Linked DNA regions of Homo sapiens: region 2 is linked to region 1. The links are chromatin loops, found by intact Hi-C in ENCODE. Cell type or tissue: GM12878. All regions are shown on one strand. Each heading gives the region's core, and the rest is flanking DNA. Links, peaks and the distances in the headings are about the cores only.

Evidence for each region. Hi-C counts contacts between places; a loop is a spot of excess contacts. Peaks named below come from ENCODE experiments on the same cell type or tissue, not always from the same donor. Only the 100,000 strongest peaks of a DNase experiment are listed, where the experiment ranks them.
Region 2: a loop joins it to region 1, with 3 times the contacts of the local background. A loop is called at or near these places in 9 of 110 quality-filtered maps.

What each region holds. Positions count from the first base shown.
Region 1 is chr1:200,506,274-200,513,809 of GRCh38, reverse strand. No RefSeq gene overlaps it. Among named protein-coding and RNA genes, the nearest start is that of ZNF281, 100 kb to the right of the region's middle. RefSeq lists a silencer at 3,410-3,459. In GM12878, for the core only: a CTCF peak has its summit at 3,493 (motif pointing right); a DNase peak (open chromatin) is centred at 3,509.
Region 2 is chr1:199,938,441-199,945,976 of GRCh38, reverse strand. No RefSeq gene overlaps it. Among named protein-coding and RNA genes, the nearest start is that of NR5A2, 86 kb to the left of the region's middle. RefSeq lists an enhancer at 3,731-3,800. In GM12878, for the core only: no CTCF peak of the experiment used is centred there; a DNase peak (open chromatin) is centred at 4,016.

The DNA.
Region 1 (7,536 bases), core at 996-5,995:
ACTTTCATGCTTCAGTTATCAATGAAGTTACACATTTTTTCCATGTGTTAATTGACCACTTATATTTTTTCTTTTTCTTTTTTATTTTTTGAGATGAAGTCTCTCTCTGTCGCCCATGATGGAGTGCAATGACATGATCTTGGCTCACTGCAACCTCTGCCTCCTGGGTTCAAGCGATTCTCCTGCCTCAGCCTCCCGAGTAGCTGGGATTACAGGCATGCTCAACCACGCCTGGCTAATTTTATATTTTTAGTAGAGACGGGGTTTCTTCATGTTGGTCAGGCTGGTCTCTAACTCATGACCTCAGGTGATCTGCCTGCCTCAGCCTCCCAAAGTGCTGGGATTACAGGCATGAGCCACCTCGTCCAGCAACCACTTATATTTTTTCTTTTATGAACTCCTGGGCTCAGGTGATCCTCCCACCTCAGCCTCCTAAAATGCTGAGATCACAGGCATGAGCCACCGGGCTCATCCCACATTAAATTCTTTAATGTATTTGGGGCTTGTTTTGCTGCGTGATGAGTTCTAAAAAGGATTTTTCCCCAAGTAATTAACCATTTGTAAAAACTGTATTTATTTCACACTCTATCCTTTCCTCGTTGATTTGTGATTTTAAAAATACCATACCATACCATATCCTAATAGCTTAAATATTTTAGGGTCCGTTTTAGAACCATCTTTTGTACTTCATTGATCTATTGACTTATTCTCGTGTCACTACCACATTGTTTCAGTGAATGTGCCTTTCAATTTGCTTTAATATCCGGTAAGGCAGATCCTTCCTTACCGTTCTTCTCTGTCAGAATTTTCTAACTATTCTCAACTGTCTATTATTTCAGATATATGCTAAAATGATTTTGTCAAATTTAAAAAATTTTGAATTTTATAAGCCTATGCACCAATTGAAATAAAGCGTTCTCCCATGAATGTGCCTGCCTCTTTTCTCAGGTGTCTTGCTAATTCTAATCCAACAGGAGAAAGCCTCTTAAAAGTCCCCGGCAGACGACAGAAAGGAAAATTAGAGGCAGATAATAGCTCTCTTGGGTGACTAGTATTGAACATTATGTATTTCCTTGTCAGAACAATTAGCAAGGAAAAAAAATTAGTAGATGCCTTAAAACCTACTAGAAAGTTAAGTGGGCAATTGCAGAAGTAGAATTATATGCACATGTATGTAAAAAAAGTCAAAATGGCTTTAATTGTAAATAGATTGTACACATTCAAGAGAATGGCCACAACTGTGTTTCCTTCATAATTTGGAATGCTCTCTGTGCAGGTAGTAAAGAGCTTGTGTCAGTATAAACCCAGCTGCACTGTGTTTTGTGCCCTACACCCCTTCATTCTGTGGGTTGATGTGTGACCAACAGAGTTAAGCATGATTCGCTTAGCTGAGTCAGGATCAGATGCTAGGGATCTTAAAAATAGATGTGTTGGAGAGCAGACTTAGCTTTATTTCATGAAACATGGAGTCTCACAGGCTGCATACTAAACCCTGACGGAAACTTTAGCATTTTAAGCCGACTGAGCAAAAATTCTTTCTCCTTTGGTCTAACTCAGCTTCAGTGGAAATCTAAGAAAAAGAAAGAGGGAGAGAAGTTCCCTGATTTTATAAAGACTGTCCAGTGATTGTGTGAGCTACTTATAAAAGTAAATCTAAAGATCTTTATTCACTTGCACAGGGTTTAAGTTAAAGTAGTAACAATGTTGGATATCTTTCTGGTATAGAGAAGGCAATATTCACAATTTCTTTTTTCTTTTCTTTTCTTTTTTTTTTTTTTTGAGACAGAGTCTCGCACTCTTGCCCAGGCTGTAGTGCAGTGGCACGATTTCGGCTCACTGCAAGCTCTGCCTCCCGGATTCTCGCCATTCTCCTGCCTCAGCCTCCCGAGTAGCTGGGACTACAGGCGCCCACCCCCACGCCCAGATAATTTTTTGTATTTTTAATAGAGATGGGGTTTCACCATGTTAGCCAGGACGGTCTCGATCTCCTGACCTTGTGATCCGCCCACCTTGGCCTCCCAAAGTGCTGGGATTATAGGCGTGAGCCACTGCGCCCGGCCAATATTCACAATTTCAAAAGGACTATCTGGGAGTTTTAGTAGTCTGGGCAAGCTGATTGCTCTAACAAACAACCCTTACACTGAGCAGCTTAACACAATAAAACTTTATTTCTCACTCATGTCACATTTTAATGTGGGTCAATGGGGCACTCTACTCCATGCAGTCATGCAGGGATCCAACTCTACCTTGTGGCTCCACCCTCCTTTAGGTTCTTGGATCTTCTCCTTCCAGCCAGCAGATGGGAAAAGAAAAGGAGCATCCCATGTAGAATGTTTTAATAGGCCAGGTCTGGACGTAATGTTTCCAATGGGTAGAATTTAGTCCCTTGTCCACACCTAACCTCAAAGGAGACTGGAAAATGCAGTCTAGCAGTGTGCCCAGGAAGAAGTGAGGAGCACAGATGTTGGTGATTACTAGTGGTTTCTGCCATAGGACTCATTTCTTTCTTTCTTTTTCTTTTTCTTTTTTTTTTTTTGAGATGGAGTTTCACTCTTGTCACCCAGGCTGGAGTGCAATGGCACGGTCTTGGCGCACTGCAACCTCCACTTCTCGAGTTCAAGTGATTCTCCTGCCTTAGCCTCCTGAGTAGCTGGGATTACAGGCACCTGCCACCACACCTGGCTAATTTTTGTATTTTCAGTAGAGACAGTGTTTTACCATGTTGGCCAGGCTAGTCTTGAAATCCTGACCTCAAGTCATTCTCCCGCCTCAGCCTCCCAAAGTGCTGGGATTACAGGCGTGAGCCACCGTGCCTGGGCAGGACTCATTCATTTCTTCATGCACTCATTCATTCATAAATACTTACTGAACAGTCATTATGTGCCAGATACTAGCTAAGAAGATAGGACTTCAGAGTATCTGCCTTCAGGAAAATACAGTCTTGGTCTTGAATCCTCACCTACTAGCTGTGTAAGTTTCATCTGTTTGAGCTGCTAGGTAGGGATGAATGGAGCTTGCAGTGCCATTGTGAGGGCTGCATGAAATAATATATATGAAGCCCCTATCATGTTTACATACATGTAAATGACCTATTCTGCATTGATCATATGTTTTCAATATTATTTGCTATTACTGTTAAGACACAGAATTCACACAATGCTTGCTTTCCCCTCAAATCTCAAAATAGTAGATTTGTGCTATCACTTTCACTGTTTACAAATTAGCCGGGTTTTCCTTCTATCCAAACACCATTTTTCCAAATACAAAAAATACTTAATTCTTCAACCCAAGTAGTTTATGGTTTTTATTATAGCCCATTTGTGCCCTTCATATTGAGAAAAGAAAAACATTCATTTGAAAGCCTAGAAGCTATTGGCAGTATAATCAGTGGGAGTACCAGCGAAAGGAATCGCATAGGTTTGCACAATAAAACCTCGAGTTTGAGGGACAAAGAGGTCTAGCCATCCACTGTTGTGTTCACATTGGCCACTAGATGGCAGTGTCTCACAGGAATATGATGACCCACTCTGGGGCACTAATGGGTATTTGCTCTTGGACTTCAAGTCTTAACTTCAAAACAAACTAAAGAGAGATGAAAGAAGCAGCATAAAAATATTAATTTTTTTGTTCTTAAACTTGTGAAAAGAAATATCTCTAAACACTCTCAAAATGTTCTCTTGTGACATTTTATATCCATTTTTATACCTTGAGGCCAATAGAAATAATGCAGTTATTAAAGTTTATGAACACTGACTGTGTGTGCACGAGGCTCTTGGAGTTTTCTGAGTCAGTTTCTGAGTGCCCTTTGAGCTTGATTTCTATTCTTGGTTTTCCATGCACATTTGGGAGCTGGTCTTGATTGAAGCTGCTGATAAAATTCTCATTTTTTTCCTGGTTAAAAAAAAAAAAAGGCTGGGCGCGGTGGCTCACGCCTGTAATCCCAGCACTTTGGGAGGCTGAGGCAGGCGGCTCACGAGGTGAGGACTTTGAGACCAGCCTGGCCAACATAGTGAAACCCCGTCTCTATTAAAAATACAAAAAAAAAAAAAAAAAAAAAAAAATAGGTGGGCGTGGTGGCGGGTGCCTGCAATCCTAGCTACTTGGAAGGCTGAGGCAGGAGAATCACTTGAACCCGGGACGCAGAGGTTGCAATGAGCCGAGATCGCGCCACTGCACACCAGCCTGGGCGACAGTGTAAGACTGTCTAAAACAAACAAACAAAAGAAAACGAAACACAAAAACGCCAGGCATGGTGGCTCACGCCTGTAATCCCAGCAATTTAGGAGGCCATAGTGGGCGGATGGCTTGAGGCCAGGACTTCGAGACAAACCAGGCCAACATGGTGAAAACCTGTCTCTACTAAAAATGCAAAAATTAGCCGGGCGTCATGGCGGGCGCCTGTAGTCCCAGCTACTTGGGAGCCTGAGGCAGAATTGCTTGAACCCAGAGGGCAGAGGTTGCAGTGAGCTGAGATCGTGCCACTGCACTCCAGCCTGAGCGACAGAGCGAGACTCCGTCTCAAAAAAAAAAAAAAAAAAAAGAATGAGACATTCACTCATTCACTCAGAGACATCCAGAGATACTGAAAGCTAATGGGAGAATTTCTAGCAGTGTTTATCCTTGAAGTGCTCATAAGACTGTCCAGCCTAGAATGGAAGTTAGGTAATGTTTTGTTTGTTGCTTAGTTTTAATTCATAGCTATGTGTTTTCTTTTTCAGAGAACCAAATACTGAGTGGCAATTCATTAGACGTGGTTGGAGATGATGCCTTAAAAGAGAGCTTTATTAATAATAATAATCACAGAAGTTATTGTTTACTGAGATATCACTATATGTCAGGCACTGTTCTAAAGGCTTTGCATATATTATGTCATCTAATCCTCACTCCAGCCAGGTATGAAAAATACTATTGTTATTGTTACTTTACAAGCAAGGAAACCGAGAGAGAGAGAGGTTAAGCAACGTGTTCAAGGTCACAGGGCTAGTAAACAGTAGATTCAAAATTTGAGCATGGGTTTATCTGGCTCCAAAGCCAATTTTAAAAACCGAAGCCCTTGTTTTTCTTTTTTAATATGTCATATTTCTTTTCTTTTCTTTTTTTGAGACGGAGTCTCTCTCTCTTGCCAGGCTGGAGTGTAGTGGTGCAATCTCGGCTCATTGCAACCTCCACCTCCCGGGTTCAAGCGATTTCTCTGCCTCAGTCTCCCAAGTAGCTGGGACTACGGGCGCCCGCCACCACGCCTGGCTAATTTTTTGTGTTATATTAGAGACGGGGTTTCACCATGTTGGCCAGGATGGTCTCGATCTCCTGACCTCGTGATCTGCCCGCCTCGGCCTCCCAAAGTGCTGGGATTACAGGCATGAGCCACTGCGGGCAGCTGTCATGTTTGTTTTCTTATTGGATTGTCTCCCTGCCTAGACTGTGAACTCCACCAGGGCAGTGATGATGTATCTATTTTGTTCATCATTTCCAGATGTGTCAGATACCCAGCAGGTATCAAGAATGATTTGTCAAAGGAAGAAATGTATAGTGATCATGTTTTCAGGATAAAAATAGTCATGTGTTTCTAGAAGATGGTTTTTATTGATTTGTTCATTTACTTATATGAAGTCCTGTAAAAGTTTGAGTGTGGTGGCTCACGCCTGTAGTCCCAGCACTTTGGGAGGCCAAGGCAGGCAGATCACTTGAGCCCAGGAGTTTGAGAGCAGCCTGGGCAACATAGCAAGACCCTGTCTCTATGAAAATAAAATAAAATAAAATAAAATAAAATAAAAAAGTCATGTAAAGATAAAATATTTCATCGCATTTAAAAATAACCCTTAAGAAATCAACATAATCAAGACAATTTAAATTGCTGAAATCAGCAATGTTGGGAAGACAGGATTGCTGCCCGAAAAGAGCTGCAGTAGACTGAGAAGTCAGCACACAGCAGCATGAAGATGGACAGCCTGGGCCAGGCACTGTAGCTCACGCCTGTAATCCCAGCACTTTGGGAGGCCGAGTTGGGCAGATCACCTGAGGTCGGGAGTTCGAGACCAGCCTGACCAACATGGAGAAACCCTGTCTCTACTAAAAATACAAAATTAGCCAGGCATGGTGGCGCATGCCTGTAATCCCAGCTACTCGGGAGGCTGAGGCAGGAGAATTGCTTGAACCTGGGAGGCGGATGTTGTGGTGAGCCAAGATTACGCTGTTGCACTCCAACAGGAGTGAAACTCTGTCTCAGAAAAAAAAAAAAAAAAAAAAAAAAAAAAAAAGGGCAGCCTGGGGTGAGGATCTGGTAGGTGAAACCAAAACCCTGCTCTGAGAGTTCAGAGAGGAGAGTGGACCTTTGGGCATGGTGATGCATCCCTGCAGTCCCAGCTACTCTGGAGACGGAGGTGGGAGGATCACTTGAGCCCAGGAGTTCAAGACTGCAGTGAGCTATGACTATACTACTGCATAGTCATATGCAATATGACTTCCTTCCTTTCTTCCTTCCACTCCAGCCTGACAGAGTAAGATCCTGTCTCTAAAAAAAATAAAATAAAATAAAAAAGAGAGAGAGAGTGGGTTTTGAGGAGGGAGTGTGTGAAGGAAAGCCTCAGAGTGGTGCAGGAGGGCAGGTTGCTATAGGTGGCCTAGAATGGGTACAGTTTACTAAGTCAGCAAGAAGGGTGTTGGGTCACTCATGCTCCTTCCACCCCCAATGCCCCATCTGCTGCTTTGTCTCAAGTAGAAATAAGTATGACAGAGCTTGCAGCACCTACCTTCTCTTGCAAGTTCCCAGTTTAAACTTGTGCACTAAATCTCACCTTTAATGAGAAGCAGCTTTTGGTGTCTCAGCAATAGTTCTGGAGCCTCCTCCTACCGCTGTCAGGTTTGGGGGTTTTATTTTTGTGTGTGTAATTGGAAAATTCCCCTGTGAGACTGGAAAAAGGCATCAATGTCGCTACAAAAATGGTCTCCGGATCCAACCTATGGGATTGGGCAAGCTTCTGAAAGTGAAGCCCATCAGAGAGGTGAGGGTCAGGTGGGTAATTTCACTCGTCGCTCTGGTCAGACATTGGTCTTTGTTCTGTACAATTAGGAGATGACAACAGCCTGGGGACGATGAGGCTGCAGCGAGCAACACAACACATAAAACACATTTACGACACCTCCCGTGGCAGAGCTGGGTGGCGGCTGGCGGCATCCAGGCAACAGGAGCAGTTTTGTGCTGTGCCTGAGAGCCGCCATTGCAAACTCCCAAAAGGATATTGGTGTCGCTAAAACGAGCTCCTTGTGTCCAAATACCAATCTGCAGGTCTTTCTCCTTCCACATCTCTCCTCACCTCCTTCTGCCTTGTTTATCTTTTCTTCACCAAAGACAAAAAGAAACCATCGCCAAATGTCTTCTCTCTCACTCTCTTTTGTCCACCAAAGCCAAATTCTCTTATCCATGATCTTCAATAATTTATTCTGGAAAATTCACCAGGAGAATTTATTTTGCATTTCAATGTCTCCATGATTGAGTAGTGTGTGTAATGTCTAAGCATGGCCATTTGCACTGATAGA
Region 2 (7,536 bases), core at 1,067-6,066, 570 kb after region 1:
GGGTGGGCCCATCAATCTAAATTATAAGTTGGCCCCACATGGAAATGGTTGGAGGTGGGAAGGGAAAGGTGAATTCTTAGAGCCCTGGTCCCTGGAACTCCCTGGTGCTGAAGCCCCATGGGTTTGCACTGGGTAATTTACACCACTTTGTGACTCGTGAACACATTAATTATGCAACAGTTTGTTAGTTTCCTTAATCATCATGGGATTTCCCATGCCACAACCCTGAAAATAGTATGGTGTATACTTTAAGCTTGCTGTAGGTGAAAAATGCAACTCAGTCACTTTGTCTTCTGTGCTTAGATGGCAGGACTTTCTGAAGCAATACATAGAAACTTAATAATGTCCATCAACAGCATATTAGAGAATAAATTTTATGTAAGAATAGTGCTGAACATTTAGAGAAAGGAGACTGTCAGAATTTGTCTATTCAGTGTGAATTTGAGGGTAGTTGTAAGGTTTAGAGGTAATATATGTTAAAGTGTCTGGTCCTCAGTAGGCACTTTACACATATTAGCTATGATGATCACAGAGGTGGAGCTGTCTGTGCTGACATTATCTGAATGGAAGGTTGATGGTTGAAATCAGTGACATGCAAAGCTCATTGGAATTTCCTTAGGAGCTCTCTAAAGTTTACATTTCCAGGTTCCAGCGCTGGAGATTCTTATTCTTATTTAATGGAATTTTAAAAATAATGCCCTGCAGCTGATTCTGATGGCCAGCTAGATTTAGAAGATCCTAGATGAGGGGATTTCTAAATTCTCTTTCAACTGTACCATCCAGAGGTTGGAATATTGAGGAAGTTTTTTTGTGATCCTCATTGCTCAAGCTCATGCAAATTCAAAGTCAACTCATCTTATTGTGCTTCCTCTCAAGGTATGAGAATCTGTAAATGGGTTGGAAACATTAACGGGATACTAAATCTGATAAAGCATTTTCTCCACACGGATACAGAGCACCTCACACCAGATGTGCAGGTTTTTTCCCCACACCAACCAATTCTCCAACACCATCTGAGTGTCCTACAATTCAGTTTAATTCTGTCACTATGTACCTGAAGTTAGCTTTAGATGTCACAAGTGAATAGGCTCAGTTCCACAAGACTGCCCCTACTCAGAGCCATTTGCAAGTCTAGGCCTCCCGTGTTTCGGACTGACCTGTTACAAATTGGGGATTCTTTTCTTTTCTTTTCTTTTCTTTTTTTTTTTTTTTTGAGACAGAGTCTCACTCTGTCGCTCAGGCTGGAGTGAAGTGGCTCAATCTCAGCTCACTGCAACCTCTGCCTCCCAGGTTCAAGCGATTCTTGTACCTCAGCCTCCTGAATAGCTGGGATTACAGGCGCCTGCCACTATGCCCAGCTAATTTCTGTATTTTTAGTAGAGACCAGGTTTCACCATATTGGCCAGGCTGGTCTCAAACTCCTGACCTCAGGTAATCCGCCCCTCTTGTCCTCCCAAAGTGCTGGGATTACAGGCGTGAGCCACCGTGCCCGGCCTATAAACTGGAGATTCTTATGCCCTTCTTTCAGTTTGATAATTTGCTTGAACAACTCAGAACTTAGAGAAACACTTTACTTACATTTACCAGTTTATTATAAAGGATAAAGATGAATAGCCAGACAAAGAGGTTAACAGGGCAAGGTTTGGAAAGATCCTAAGTGCAGAATCTTCTGTTCCCTGGGAGTTGGGGTGTACCACTCTCCCAGCACATGAATGTGCTTACCAACCTGGAAGCTCATCAAATCTCATTTTTACTTTTTTTAAAAAACTTTTTTTTTTTTTTTTACCTTTTTTTTGGGGGATGGGTTGGACAGAGTCTTGCTCTGTTGCCCTGGCTGGAGTGCAGTGGCACCATCATAGCTCACTGCGGCCTTGAACTCCTGGACTTAAGGGGTCCTCCCACTTCAGTCTCTCGAGTAGCCGGGACTACAGGTGTGCACCACCACATCCGGCTAATTAAATTTTTTTTTTTTTTGTAGAGACAAGCGTCTTGCTTTGTTGTCCAGATTGGTCTTGAACTCTTAACCTCAAGTGATCTTATCTCCTTGGCCTCCCAGAGTGTTGGGATTACAAGAAATAGCCACTGCACCTGGCCCAAATCTCATTTTTAAAGCGTTTTTAGAGAGTTTAATCTTCAGCTCCCTCCATCCCTACGTTTCCTTAGAGGTCAGTGGGTGAGACTGAAAGTTCTACCCCATAATCACTGGGTCTTTCTGGTGACTGACCCCATCCTGAGGCTATTTAGGGGCCCCATCCTAAGTCACATTAGCATAAACTTTGGTAAGATCAAATGGGACTCCTTACAAATAACAGAACGTGCTCCTATCACTCAGCAAATGCCAAGGATTTTAGGTGCTGTATGCCAGAAACTGGGGACAAAAACTAAATATATTTCTTATTAAACCATGCTGAAGAAACTGAACATTCCTTTTTTTTCTCTTAAACCAGAATGAAAATAGAAATCTGTCTTTAGGCTGGGCATGGTGGCTCATGCCTGTAATCCTAGTACTTTGGGAGGCCAAGGCGGGTGAATTGCTTGAGGTCAGGAGTTCAAGACCAGCCTGGCCAACATGGTAAAACCCTGTCTCTACTAAAAATTCAAAAATTAGCTGGGCATAGTGGTGTGCATCTGTGGTCCCAGCTACTCAGGAGGCTGAGGCAAGAGAATCGCTTGAACCCAGGAGGCAGAGGGTGCAGTGAGCACCGAGATCGTGCCACTGCACTCCAGCCTGGGCAAGAGAGTAAGACTCCGTCTAAAAAAAAAAATTTAGACTGGTCGTTTGCAGGTGTCTGTGATCTGTGATATTGTTCAGTCTAGTTATTCTCAGTGCAAATCGTCTAATAGGCCTCAGCTATTCACCCATAGCCATTCCAATGCTTTAGAGAATCCAAGACCTGTGAAGTCTGTAGGCAGGCCTCAGCACCTAGCCCCTGGTCCGGATCCTCATGTGCTCATTCTCAACCTTATCTTATGGTATGAACAGGAATAAGATATTGCAAAGTATCTTCTGTCACATTTTCCTGATGCCATATACGATAGTTTGTGCTCATATGTGGAGAACATTCCCAAATATGTACCCCTTGCCATCCAAGGCATTTTTCTCCTAGACAAGAAATCTTATCAGAATACAAGTGATTGAGAATAATTCATTAATGCACACATATATACAATTGTTATATATATGAATGTGTGTGCATTGATATATCCACTTACAAAAATTAAACAATTATTTGCAAATGCTTGCTTGACACATCTTCTAAATGAAAGAAATGCACTTTTGTGTCCAGATATCATGGTTGAGTGTTGTCAACGTAGAGAATTCTTTTTTTCTTTTTTCTTTTGAGATGGAGTTTTGCTCTTGTTTCCCAGGCTGGAGTGCAATGACATGATCTCGGCTCACTGCAACCTCTGCCTCCTTTGTTCAAGCGATTCTCCTGCCTCAGCCTCCTGAGTAGCTAGCTGGGATTACAGGCGCCGGCCACCATGTCCAGCTAATTTTTTGTATTTTAGTAGAGATGGAGTTTCACCATGTTGGCCAGGCTGGTCTCGAACTCCTGACCTCGGGTGATCCACCTGCCTTGGCCTCCCAAAGTGCTGGGATTACAGGCATGAGCCACTGCACTCGGCCAATGTAGAGATTTCTGATGCTCAAGAAAGGTACACATTGTAATTCAGTTATCACACTGCAGCTGCTGAAAGTGAAACCATAGGGGTCTTCTTTACTCTCAGATGAGGTGTTGCCTGTCTTCGGTTTGACTTTGGGTTGATGCTGTGGGCAGCCTCTTGCTGGCACATTTCTCTTATCCCATCAAAAATAAGAGAGGGTTGTGAGAGACTTGTGGTTTTTGAGGAAGTTGGGATCTTTGGCACATAATAATTTTGGAATCATAAACTTTTCTCATTGTACATTTGCCAGGAACTTGAACTGAATTGAACTTGGAACTCAAACCTGGGCCTGGCTAACCAGCTTTAATTTCTGAAACAATAAATTGGTTAACCACAAACCAATGAAGAAATGTTTCACTTTAAACCTACTCAACCTATTCAAACCCAAACCAGTCTTAAGTATTCTGTAAAACCACAGAACCATAACATCAAAATGTTTTCAAATCAAACCTAAACTGAAGTGAAATTTGGTTTGAGGTGCTGACATCATATGTCATAGTTGACATACTTTTATAACATTCTGCATGCTTAGTATTGATGATAGTTTGATATACAGTTGACCCTTTGTATCTGAGGATTGAAAATATTAAAAAAAGAAATAAAAATTGCAATACAATAAAAAATACAAATAAAAACAATGTAGCGTAACAACTATTTACATAGCATTTACATCACATTTGGTATTATAAGTAACCTAGAGATGATTGAAAGTGCACCCGAGAATGTATATAGGTTATATGCAAATACTGTACCATTTCATGTAAGAGACTTGAGCATCAGAGGATTTTGCTATTGTGGTTTTCACCAGTCCCCCATGGATACCCAGGGATGATTGTATAATAGAATTTTGTATTTGAAGATCTTAGAAGTATTGGCAATGTTTCATAGACCGGAGTCACTGAGGGTTTACTGAAGGTGAAATAGTGAGTCAGAGGAAAACGTGGGTAGGGGCTGGACAATTGCTTTAGGTGTTTGTTACATTGGTAATTGAGCCAACTTGCCAGCAGTTGTGTGAAGTTTCTTTCCTTCCCTTCCTTTCTCTCTCTCTGTCTCTCTCTCTCTCTCTCCTTCCCTCTCCTCTCTCTCTCTCATTCTCTTCTTCTTTTCTTTTCTTTCTTTCTTTCTTTCTTTCTTTCTTTCTTTCTTTCTTTCTTTCTTTCTTTCTCTCTCTCTCTCTCTCTCTCTTTCTTTTTCTTTCTCTCTCTCTCTTTCTTTTCTTGTCTAACTCTGTCATCCAGGTTGGAGTGCAGTGGAGCAATCTGAGCTCACTGCAACCTCCACCTCCTGGGTTCAACCGATTCTTCTGCCTCAGCCTCCTGAGTAGCTGGGATTGCAGGCACCTGCCACCATGCCCAGCTATTTTTTTGTATTTTTAGTAGAGATGGGGTTTCACCATGTTGGCCAGGTTGGTCTTGAACTCCTGATCTCAAGTGATCTGCCTTGGCGTCTCAAAGAGCTGGGATTACAGGCATGAGGCACCGCACTCAGCCTTAAGTGAAGTTTCTTCTGCGGTATTCATAAAGAAAGAAACAAACAGTACATCCATCATCTTGCTCGTATACTACCTGTTACCTTGTACTACTAAGTGTTAAGATAATTTAAGTTTACTAATGTATATGATTCTTTGTAACTTAGTTTTTGCTTGTTTGTTTGTTTTTTGAGACCAGTTTCCCTCTGTCTCCCAGGCTGGAGTGCAGTGGCACAATCTTGATCTCGGTTCACTGTAGCCACCACCTCCTGGGTTCAAACAATTCTGCCTCAGCCTCCCGAGTAGCTGGGATTACAGGTGTGCACCACCATGCCTGGCTAATTTTTGTATTTTTAGTAGAGATGGGGTTTTGCCATGTTGGCCAGGCTGGTCTAGAACTCCTTACCTCAAGCGATCCGCCCTCCTCGCCCTCCCAAAGTGCTGGGATTACAGGCATGAGCCACTTCGCTTTGCCTGGCCAGTTTTTTTATTTTTTTATTTTTAAATTACAGTTATGTTTAAATAACTGCACAATGGCTGGAGGACCCAAAGCTCCACTTCAGTCAGGTGCTTAGAAGATGAGGGATTCCAGTGCATTTACTTGGTTCCTCTGGTGTGATTCTTTTGGGTGTGCATGCATGTGTTTTGAACTCTTTCAAGACTTTAGGATACCAGTTGGTCAATTAGGACTTCTGTAACTTAAAAGGATTTATGTCTTTTTTAAATTATGAAATATCTTAAATATTCAGATAAGTATAGAGCACAATATAACAAGTACTCATGTACTTACTCATCACTTAAGTCAAATCAACATTTTGCTTTATTTTCTTCAAATCTTCTCCTCTTTCTTCATATTTCTCATCTTCTCTTTTAATTTTTTCCCAACCATCTGCTGCCTGTTGCATCTTCCCTTTCTCTTCTTTCTCTTTTTCTTCATTCTTTTTCTTTACCTTAAGGAGTAAAACATTATTAGTATAGTGGAAGGCCCTGTGTGCCTCTCCTAAATCACATTCTCTTCTCTTCTTAGAGGTAAAGTCTCCAAATTTACTATTATTCATTCCCATGAATGTTTTCAAGCTTTATATAATTGAAATTATACTGTACCAGTTTCTGTATTTCTCTATTTTATATTTTATTTATTTATTTATTGAGAGAGAGTCTCGCTCTGTCGCCCAGGCTGGAGTGCAGTGGCACGATCTCAGCTCACTGCAACCTCTGCCTCCAGGGTTCAAGCAATTCTCCTGCCTTTGCCTCCTGAGTAGTTGGGACTACAGGCATGCGCCACCACGCCTGGCTAATTTTTGTATTTTTAGTAGAGATGGATTTGACCATGTTGGCCAGACTGCTCTCGAACCCCTGACCTCAGGTAATCCGCTTGCCTCGGCCTCCTAAAGTGCTGGGATTATAGGCATGAGCCACTGTCCCCAGCTTCTCTATTTTATACAAGTGCAATTATACTGTACACATTATATTGCTGTCTTTCATGTTTTTAAGATTATTCTATGTGTATACAATTGCATGATATAATTTATTTTTAACTATTATGCCTCACTCTTCTTTAGTGATCACTTCTTTGTTTCATGGTCGTTTAGATTTTTTTTTCACTTTTCACTGTTACACACCACATGAAAATAAACATTCTTGTACTTGTCTCATTGTATATATTTGTGACTTTTTCTCTAGAACATATACCCAGGGGCATTATAGGTAGAGTATGAACATTTCCCAACTTTATTAGATGTTCCTAAATTGTTCTGCAGTCATTATATTAGTTGCATGTGCTATTTCTTGTTGATGCATATGCTTTCTACACTTTGGTATTGCTAGGAATTTAAATTTTGGCAATGTGAAAAGTTCCCAATTTTATTTAATTTCAATTTGCATTTCCCTGATAACTAGTCTTTTCATGTTCATGAGACATTTTGATTTCCTCTCTGAACTCTTTTCTATTGGGCTGAGTTTCTTTTTTTGATTGATTTATGGGAGTTCTTTCTATATCATGAATATGGACTGCAGCTATGAATGTGCCACTGCACTCCAGCCTGAACAACAGAGTGTCTACACACACACACACACACAGACACACACAAATGTAACTTAGCCAACAATCAGGTTGATAATAACTTTTATGCTTTGGCAACACCATACTGAAATTATTTTATTATTATTATTATTATTATTATTATTATTATTATTATTATTTTGAGACGGAGTCTTGCACTGTCGCCCAGTCTGGAGTGCAGTGGCGCGATCTTGGCTCACTGCAACCTCCACCTCCTGGGTTCAAGTGATTATCCTGCCTCAGCCTCCCGAGTAGCTGGGATTATAGGTGTGTACCATCACACCCGGCTAATTTTTTGTATTCTTAGTAGAGACGGGGGTTTCACCATGATTGGCCAGGC